Regions from separate parts of the Homo sapiens genome. Here region 1 is linked to region 2. The links are chromatin contacts, found by POLR2A ChIA-PET in ENCODE. All regions are on one chromosome and are shown on one strand. Each heading gives the region's core, a stretch centred on a gene start or an enhancer-like site at or near the end of the contact. The rest is flanking DNA. Distances are from core to core; before and after follow the strand shown.

Region 1 (5,029 bases), core at 1,866-4,365, 120 kb before region 2:
TTGGTGATAAGCCCAAGGTGGCTTCACCATCCCCTCATTAACTTTTCAGCTTTCCCAACACCTTTGTAACTAATTCCTCTTATGAAATTATTTCAATTGGTCTTGAGCTCTATAGGCTCTGACTGAACCCCAACTGATATACTGGCTTTCAGGGGTTTTTATAACATTACACCTAACTATTTGTTCAACTTTATCTCCCAGATTCCTTTATTCTAGCTAACCCAAACCACATTATTATTATTATTATTTTTGTTTTTAAATATACTTTTCTGCTTCAGGAAAGGTATGCTCAAGCCACTCCATCCACGTGAAATGCCCCTCCTCCATTCTTGGCTTTGCTTGTCAAAATACTTCGGGTTTTTGGAGGATCACTTCAAAATCATCCTCTTCCTACAATGCCCTCTTGATTACCATGTCTGGAATTATTTTCTTTTGCAGACGCAGTGCTTTATAGTAATGAGCTGTTGGAATGTATACAAAGCCTCATCACACAACTGCCTTGCATTGGAGAGATTTGTTTAGGTCGTAAGTTCCCACAGTTTGAGTCTGTGCAGTATACTCTATGCGTGCTCAATACATAGACCATTTAATCAAATAAATGTTGGAATTCCAATCATGAGCATGACTCTTAACTATCATTCTCTGTTAGATAAAAGAAGGTAATCAGTTTTCATTTTATCCTTACGAATTATGTTTACTAGAGGCTAGAAAAACAAATCTAATGTTTTAAAATTACAAAATCACTCTCCAGTCTTTCCATTCTAGTTAATTGAAATTGAGTATCAATTTCCCAACCTAAAAATTCATATCTGTGTTTCACAGTACATACATAGCTTAAAAGCGCAATCAAATGTAAGGTATCTCTGTCATTATTGTCACTAGTAGAGGGGTTGGCATCAACTATTTTCTTTGTTCATCAGCAGTTACTCCAGTAAATTTGCAGGCTGACAAAGTCATGTGCTCTTCACCTTGTGTGATAAGCTGCAGAGTTGACCAAGTAAGCATGTGTTTGATGAATTTTTTCCATTTATGTGAATGGGGGAAATGACTCATAGCAAAGAAACCTGACCTCATCACAGACGTAAGACTGTCTAGATTGACTAGGCTACCTAAGCCAGCCCAGGATAGTGCAGACAGGGAGCATAATGATCCAGGTGAGTATCTTACCTATCAAGCGTCCAAGAGCAGGTCAAACATGGGGTCCATTCTTCTCTTCATGCTTGGCTGCTCAGGCTCAATTTTAGGTATCCCTTAGTGACAATGACCCACACGGATCAAGAGGCAAACAGACTCAGGCCTATCCCCCTTCCTCCCTAGCCAGCATCACTGGCCAGAATCCCAAAGGCCTGGCCCATGCTGTCAACATGGCCTAACAGCAGGGCTACGAGCTGCGAGGAGCTTCCTGGAGACATTTGAAAATCTGTGGTGCCGTTCCCAACAGCCTTATTCAAACAGAAGGCAGCAACTCTGACCTGGAAAAGAGGTGCAACCTCTAAGAACAGGCTGTCTACAACCTTCCTGAAGACCAGCACTTTCGGAGGAGGTGGCTGTTTGCTAGCCTACCCAAACCTACCCTCCTGAGAAATATGACTTCCCAAGATGCAGAGCATTTGAATTGATAGGTGGGCCTGCATTCATTAATGCTTTTGCTTGTGGGTCTGTTTTTGAGTAGCAGCCTCTCCAGGTCAGGAATTCATCTTTATGGTTGCTAGCAATTGTTTGGGGACAGGATATGGAGTGAGAAGGAGGGTCTGGGGACTGCAGCTTGCGCTTGACTTCCCTCTTTAAATGGCAGCATCCATGACCATTTCCTGTTCTCTCTTCATGTGGCCACAGGATGGCAATGTTTAGGAACGTTACTGTTACCTCCCAGGGGCTGTTTAGATCCTAGATTAGAGCTCAGCAACGCACAGATTAGAGCTCAGCAACGCACACGAGCAACTGGAGATTTGTGTAGGACCAAGAGCTTTTAAATCAGGAGGAAGAGGAGGAAAGGAAGGGTCATTTATTATGAGATTTTTAGAAATCCAAATAAAAATATCGCAAAGCGTACGCTGAAGGGTACTTAAGTAAACGCTGCGTTTACTTAAGGCTGAATCCTGCGTGAAGCCACACTGCCGGGGGTACCTACTGTCCCTCCTGATGCATCTCATGCTGAATTCTGACCATTACAAGTGATTTTTCTCCCCCTGCTGGGAAGCACTTCCACAATTTTGTCACATAATTAGCTGAGCACCTACCATGCTGTAATACCTCGATCTGAATCAGTAGGTTTCCCTAGGTTGGAAGTTCCCTGGGACAGGACCCATGCTTTCTTTATCTGTTTCCTCAATCCTGAAGATGGATTATAAACAACCTGGGCTCACTGCATGTTAAATAAGTAACTCATGGGCTGAAATAGTATCAGAGTTTAGGGACAAAAATTCCTATAGACTAATTTGTCAAAGAATGAGCCCTAAAGGTAACATTTGGCCTGAATTTTGAAGAGGATGCAAAGGAGAGGGGGCTGGGAAGGAGTGGCGCAGATAGCCCCCTCTCCACTCACTTCACTCAGCCCTGAGCATGGGGAAGAAGACATTCTGAGTTTGGAGGAGCGGAGGCAAAGCGGTGCGGAAATCGGAAAGCCGTGTTCAGGGCTGCTTGTGACATGGAGGAAAAAACATGGGATTATGGTAAATATAACTGGGAGAGCAGATCCAGGCATTTAATTTGAGGAGTTTTAAATGATGTTAATGAGGCCTTTTTGCTTGATTCTTTCCATTTTTCCTTCCAGTGATTGCCCAGATTTGCGATTGACACAATGAGGAAGCAGCTGTTTGCTTAAATAACCCAGGAAACTGCTAGAAAGGAATGGGAAACGGTGATCCACAGACCTCAAGCTCCGGAGAGGCAGGAATAGGCACCCTGACCTGCTCTGACTCACAAGGCTCCAGGCAATGGCCCCAGGGGAGAGTCCTGGGTAGTGGCCCCAGGAGGTGGCATTGGATGGTGGCTACGGGTGGTGGCCTCAAGTGATAGATCCCAGATAGTGACCCTCAGGGTGTGGCACCGGATGGTGACCCTGGGTGGCTGGCCCTGCTTCCCTGTCCCTGTGACTCAAACAGAGGCTATTTTCAGCTCCACTACCCCCTCCCCACTTCATGATCTCAGGGTGCCCAGAGGAGGCTGCACAGTTTTGTGACTTCAGAACGTGGCAGGCAGAGGAACTGGAGCTTTCCTGCCAGCAGGAGTTGGATAGATCAGACAGGGCCCCTGGAGAGGTTGCTGATGAGTATGGATGAGTCAAAAAGCCAATGGCACCCTGGGAAGGTGTTGGGCATGGCTTGTACCTCTCACACACAAATTTAAAAAGTTGGTTTGCAGCATAGACATCCCTTAGTGTAGTGCAAGTTCAGCAAATTACTGGGGAGCTAGATGCCTGTTTTATTCCAGTTAATCAGATTATATGAACTGATGAAGTAGGATTTGTTAATAACATTCGCTTACAAGTGGTGGAGAGCTTTATTAATAAGTCATTAGGTTGGCAACTTTAAATACCTGGCATTCAAAAGCAATTCCAAATGCTTTTGTATTGCAAACTTCTGGACTCTAAGAAAATAGCTAACACCTGGTGTGTTGCATTCCTGCAATGCTCAAAGACATTATAGAAAAAAAAAAACCACTTGTGTCCCAAGCTTTCACAAAGTAAGCTATTGCTCTGCTCTGAAAGCTGTTCTTTATTTTGTTCATGGTTTCCCCCAACCTTCCTTCAGAAGAGTTGCAGCCCTGACGGGCTCTTGGTGAAGAGATGCATCATCAACAGACGAGGCTTCTCTGGGCAGTAGATGGATACAGGTGGTCTGTTCTTCCCATTTTGAAGACAGAAAAGCTGGGACACATCATAATTTGTTTGCTTAATATGCCCCCTCACATAGAGAGGAAAGAAATTAAGGAAACGAGAGAGTAGGAATTGGAATCCAGATGCCTCAACTCCCAGACTTCCCCATGACTTCTCCAACGTAATTAACTCAGTGGCTGTCCACTGTCAATGGTGAATTTGGCTTTGGGTGTGGTGATTGAGCATGCAGCCTGTAAAGTTGAAAGGGTTTGGAGTCCTGGGCTTTCCCTGTGTTAAATTTGGCCAAGCTAACTACTCTGTGCCTCAGTTTCCTCATCTAAACCTCTTTGTATTTTAGGATCGAATGAATTATCACACGTAAAGTGTTTGGAACAGGCCTTGCCACATGTGAGGAGCTCAGTAAATGGCAGATATAGTGATACCTGTGGTTCCTGTTACGGCCGTGGTGAAGCGGAGTGGCAGTGGGATGCCTTTACTGACAGTGCCTACCTTCAGTAACTTCAAGATGTGGTGGTGGATGAAGAACACAGACGCATAAAATAATACTTAGGAGGGCACATGCGGATTAGGGCTCACAGAGTGGAAGCCAGGTGTCACCTACGCAAATGCGTTAAAAGGCCAAGTAGGCAGCTCAAGCCGGGAAGTGGAGGATGTAACAAGAAGTGGGGATTCTGAGGCCTCGAGACATGTGGGTCTGTCTACAGGCATTCCAATGCCTCGAGACGTGCAGGTCTGTCTGCAGGCATTCCAATGCATTGTGAAACTTTCTGTGGGCTGTACCGATCACATCTGAGGGCTGAGTCATGCTCAGAAGCTGCTGCAATTACTGAGATTTGAAGTGAAAAGGCAAATAGGATGGGTAAAAAAAATGAGACAATAACTGAGCAAGCCAGACTATGGCCAAAATGAAAGGTGAAGAACTCTTACCCTTTGGACCTGTGGTGCAATACCCAGGCCCCAGGGGGGACACAGGTGGGGAGCCAGAGACTGGGGATCTTATTGCCAGATTAGCTGCCCTACCCAGGAGCACCCCTTCTTCTATTTCCCCTTCCTCCCTCCCTTTTTTCTTGCCCTCTCTTCTTTCATGTCTCTTTATCTTTTCCCCCACATATATCTTCTCCTTTTTTGTCACCCTAGGCCTGGTGTGGTGCCCAGTGGTACCTAGGGACGGTGCGAAGATTCATCGGTGAC
Region 2 (5,049 bases), core at 1,412-3,911:
GTAAGACCAGCATTAGCACCTGGCTCTATGGTGGCCTCCAGGACTCTGCTCCAGCACTGGGGCTGGCATTGTACAGAAACAGCCGTGCTGCTGACATGGATGTATATATTCAGACTATCATCCTTGCCTATGGTGTCTTGGAATTAAGGTGGTATTGGTGATACACAGAAGAATCAAACACTGACCAGCGTCTTCCAGGAGCTCCCAATTTGGTGGATCATGAAAAACACTCTGTGCTAAGCCCCAGGAATTTTGAAATGGTGCCACTTTGGTGAAACTAATCTGCAGGTTTGGAAACTAGACTGTTTCAACCTGCTAGAGTGAGTCAGGTTCTCAGGGACAGATCCACATCACTCAAGCTCTCAGGAAGCGGCTATCTAAACCAAAATGACAATTTATTAATTTGCAACAAGAAATAAGAACTTCTAAGCTGAGTGGACATTTGTGTCACCTTGACTAACATGTTCTTTCCCAGTAGAAAACTAAAAGGAAGACAAATGGTAATGAGAATGCCGCTTGAGCACAGGCTGAGCAGGGGATATTAGAAGGAAGGTTTAATGTCAAAGGGTGTCTTTTTTTTCTTTTTCTTTTTAGACAGAGTCTCACTCTGGCACTCAGGCTGGATCTGGAGTGCAATGGCACGGTCTTGGCTTACTGCAACCTCCACCTCTTGGGTTCATGCAATTCTTCTGCCTCAGTCTCCTGAGTAGCTGGGATTACAGGTGCCTGTAGCCACACCTGGCTTATTTTTTGTATCTTTAGTACTAATAGGGTTTCATCATGTTGGCCAGGCTGGTCTTGAACTCCTGACCTCAAAAATGATCCACCCGCCTCAGCCTCCCTAAGTGCTGGGATTACAGGCGTGAGCCACCGTACCCAGCCAGGTGCCAAATTTTCTTAAGCTTGTCCCTTCATCTCTTCTTTGGGGACAGACCTGCCAAACAGATAGGACTGGATGTTCCCATGAGGTCACCCATGCACTGCCCCCTTGGCTAGACCTTCCTCTCTGACTCCCACTTTCCCTGTTCCATGCAGACATCCCGCTTTGGTTGACATGTTCTATCTTTAGATTTGCTAATACAACCAACCAGCCTCCTGCCAAACTCTGTTGATTTCTTATTCCTAGCTTGGAAGGTAGGTCCCCTTTCCCAACCTCCTCAACCGCCACACACCGAGATCCTACTGTTTGAACTAGACTGTTATCATTTAACTCATTGGTTCCCAATTTGGCTGAACTTTTGAAGTATCTGAGAAATTTTTTAAAATACTGATGCCTGGTTCCCATCTCCAGAAATTCTGATTTAATCGATATGGGGTACAATCTGAACACTGGGCTTTTTTAAAGCTCCCCCAAAATATGTGACCAGAATGTTGGGGTCCTAAAGAGTTAAAATTCAAAGGAAAGAGTTTTTTATATTTGAGCAAAGTTTAAGAATCACTGATTTAGCTCTCAGAGTTGGCAGATGCTTCCACCTGCACCAGCTCTTAGCAAATGCCAGTATTCCAGCCTGACATGCTGAATTATTTGGTCTGGGGTAGGAGCCAGGCATTAGGCATTTTTGCAGAGCTCCCCAGATGAGTTCAATGTGTAGCCAAGGCTGAAGTGCACTGGTCTAAATATCAGTTTATCTGACTGTTCTGTGTCAGTTCCTTCTTGGACATGCATTGCACAGAGCAGAACACAGAAGAGCCACCTGGAGAAAGGTCTGTAAAGGTGAGCAGCAGGGGCCTGTGTGTGTGACCCCATGGCAAACACAGGAAGAGCATGTGGGCACAATGTGGCAGATGAGCTCAAAGCATGTTTGATTCTCTGCTTCCATACCAAATTTATGATATTTCCCTGGCATGGACATGGGCTGGGCCATAGAATCCTGGGGCCATTTTCTACCATAGCTTTGGGCAACTTTTTTTTTTTTTTTTTTTTTTTTTTTTTTGAGACTGAGTCTTGCTCTATCGCCCAGGCTGGAGCACAGTGGCACCATCTTGGCTCACTGCAACCTCCACCTCCCGAGTTCAAGCGATTCTCCTGCCTCAGCCTCCTGAGTAGCTGGGATTACAGGCACTTGCCATCATGTCCGGCTAATTTTTGTATTTTAGTAGAGACAGGGTTTCACCATGTTGGCCAGGCTAGTCTCGAACTCCTAACCTAAGGTGATCCACCCACCTCAGCCTCCCAAAGTGCTGAGATTACAGGCATAAGCCACCGCACAGCTTTGGGCAACTTTAATAGAAGTCGATGAGTCTGGGTGTGCTTGAGAAAGTGTGCTCTGCTGCATGCTTTTCCACGAGGACTCTGACTTCCTTGTCTTCTGTGGGTGCTCTTTGGCTGCTCCCTTGCCTCTCCAGCAGCGACTCTGGCTTTCTGGAGGCCGCCATCTTGAAAGAGGCCATCCTGCATTTTTGTGCTACTCTCTTTAGCAGTAGCTATGCTTGGCAGAGAAGCAAGAGACTGGAGAATTCCAATCTGTCATCTTCATAAATTGCCTAAGGATTTTCCATTTTCCTCACAATTCTCTAACTTCCTGTTGTCATTTTGAACCTTTCCAGCGTGCATGAGAATTCATTTGTGTTTTCCCAGTGTGCGCAGTCTTGTCTGGTGGCAGGGCATCTGGGAAAGCCATCAGCTCTGCTCTGTAAGTAACTTTTTAAAATAAAATGCATTCCTAGGAGAGGAAAAGGCAGTGGGCAGGGCAGAGGACTGCTCCAGCACCTCCACCCTTCCTTTTCCTGGGACTTCCAGTCATGGGACTTGGAACTAAATTTTGAGAGTAGGGACAAGGGGGACAGAGGAGGGCCACCATATACGGTTGGGCAGGTGACACACAGCACAGTTCTAGGGACATCATTGACAGCATTCTATGGTCACAGAGCCCTACAGCCACTGCCCCCACTGCCATATCCCGCAGTCCTGGCAGAAGCACTGTTTTTTTGAATTCCAGCTCTTCAGCGGCCTCAGATTCTGGTTACATTGTGCTTCTGAGAATAGTAGCACCAGAGAAGTCGCTTGTTTGCTCTGAGATTCACTTTGTTCATCTAGAAATTAGTAGGTGCATAATTTCTAAAAGTCACTTACTGCAGGCCTGCGGGAGCCCAGCTGTTGGCATGACTGAAACCATTTGCATCTAATCTCTGATAAAATAGAGAGAACATTAATTTGAATCTGCTAGCAGATATCTTAGAGATCATTTGTCTGACACCTGCACCAAATTTCTCCACATGAGGAAAGCAGAGGTATAAAGTCACACAGTAAGCTTGTGGCAGATAACACCCAGGTCCTCTTGATTATGTTATCCCTGAGCATCCCCACTCCCTGCCCTGTCATTACTAGAGCAATAAACCAAATTTCACTAGTTTGTGCCCACACCAGCTCAGCCAGGACCTCTTCAGTCCTCTGCAATATGTCTTCCCGTGTTATTTCTACAAGTCTCTGTATACTCATGGACAAATTAACTCCTGCTACGCACTCATCATTCCACTGATCACCAACAGGGATCACTGTGCTCACTAGGCCTCTTTTTCCCCCCAGATACCTTCTGGTGCTGCTGTCTCATACCACAGCAGTGGAAAGCAGCAGGGCCCTCAGGATACTAAAGTTACCCTGTCTCCCCCCTCTCTTTGTTTTAGTGTATAAACCCTAAGTTAAGCTATATTTTTGCAAGCTCTGATGTTCTCTTTGTAGAACTTGCAAAGATGACAGGGGCAAGCTGTTCATGTGAAGCTCCTGCTTCCCTTAGGGTGAGTTCTTTCCCAGAAGGCTTCTCTGTTCTTCATGCAAATAATGTCTTATAGGCCAACCCCAGCAGTTTATGATTTATGTCCAGAGTGGAATCCCAGCTTAGATGCAAGGTGGGGTTCCCTTTATACTCAACATTTCCTTCTTTTATGTCCATGATGATAATTGGATATTGAAGGATCTAGTTGGCTTGAGGGGAGGAGGTGCGATTTGACGTTTGTTATGAATGTGGTCTAAAATAAGACTGACTTTGTGTCTCTCGATTTTTTCATCTATGAAAGCCCCCATTCCATCCCCATCAGTCTGCACATTCAATTACTGCAAACTCTAGCAGAATAGGACAGTGCCCAAGAAGCAATTGTCGTCTGCCCACTGCACCTCCAAGGTAAACAGATGCAGATCCAGGCTTTGCAAGGCCTGAGGCTTGTATAATTTTTGGCACCATCTTTGTTTGTTTGTTTGTTTATTTTGAGATGCAGTCTATCCCTATTGCCCAGGCTGGAGTGCAGTGACATGATCTTGGCTCACTGCAAACTTCACCTCCTGGGTTTGAGCAATTCTCCTGCCTCAGCCTCCCAAGTAGCTGGGACTGCAGGTGCCCGTCACCACACTCGGCTAATGTTTGTATATTTAGCAGAGACAGGGTTTTACCATGTTGGCCAGGAGGTCTCGAACTCCTGACCTCAAGTGATCTGCCTGCCTTGGCCTCCCAAAGTGCTGGGATTACAGGCATGAGCCACTGTACCTGGCTTTTGGCACCATCTTAAATAAAAAAGACTACACGAAGAAGAAAAAAAAAGAGTACAAAATGCCTAATACAAAGTCAGGTACAAAAGTGATTTCTTTAGAATTAGAAAAGAAATCACAACAGATTTAAAAATATAAAAAGCTGATCAATAACAGAAACACTACAAAACCTAGAAAAATATTATCATAATTTTTTTTTTTTTTTTTTTTTTGAGACAGAGTCTTGCCCTGTTGCCCAGGCTGGAGTGCAGTGGTGCAATCTCGGTTCACTGCAACCTCCGACTCCTGAGTTCAAGCAATTCTCCTGCCTCAGCCTCCTGAGTAGCTGGGATTACAGGCATGCGCCACCATGCCCAGCTAATTTTTGTATTTTTAGTAGAAACGGGGTTTCACCATGTTGGTCAGGCTGGTCTCGAAGTCCTAACCTCAGGTGATCCGCCTGTCTCAACCTCCCAAAGTGCTGAGATTACAGGCATGAGCCACCATGCCCAGCTATTGTCATAATTTTTATTGCTAAACTGCCAGGCACATCTTCCTAAATGCCTTTTCATTACATTTTTGGGGGCTGC

Evidence for each region. ChIA-PET counts read pairs that join two places held with the same protein, here RNA polymerase II (POLR2A).
Region 1: POLR2A ChIA-PET joins it to region 2 with 43 read pairs in HCT116. The contact joins two enhancer-like sites. POLR2A ChIA-PET finds 5 or more read pairs at or near these places in 2 of 52 experiments (HCT116 and WTC11).

What each region holds. Positions count from the first base shown.
Region 1 is chr13:44,815,442-44,820,470 of GRCh38, reverse strand. No RefSeq gene overlaps it. Among named protein-coding and RNA genes, the nearest start is that of LINC00330, 8.3 kb to the right of the region's middle. Within about 2 kb of position 3,115, at least 3 of the 41 ENCODE cell types and tissues checked have a DNase peak (open chromatin) inside an H3K27ac peak, as active enhancers do.
Region 2 is chr13:44,690,971-44,696,019 of GRCh38, reverse strand. All of the region lies in intron 3 of LINC00407 (long intergenic non-protein coding RNA 407), which reads right to left. The region is part of intron 2 of LOC105370185 (a long non-coding RNA gene); the gene reads left to right. Among named protein-coding and RNA genes, the nearest start is that of LINC00407, 53 kb to the right of the region's middle. Within about 2 kb of position 2,661, at least 3 of the 41 ENCODE cell types and tissues checked have a DNase peak (open chromatin) inside an H3K27ac peak, as active enhancers do.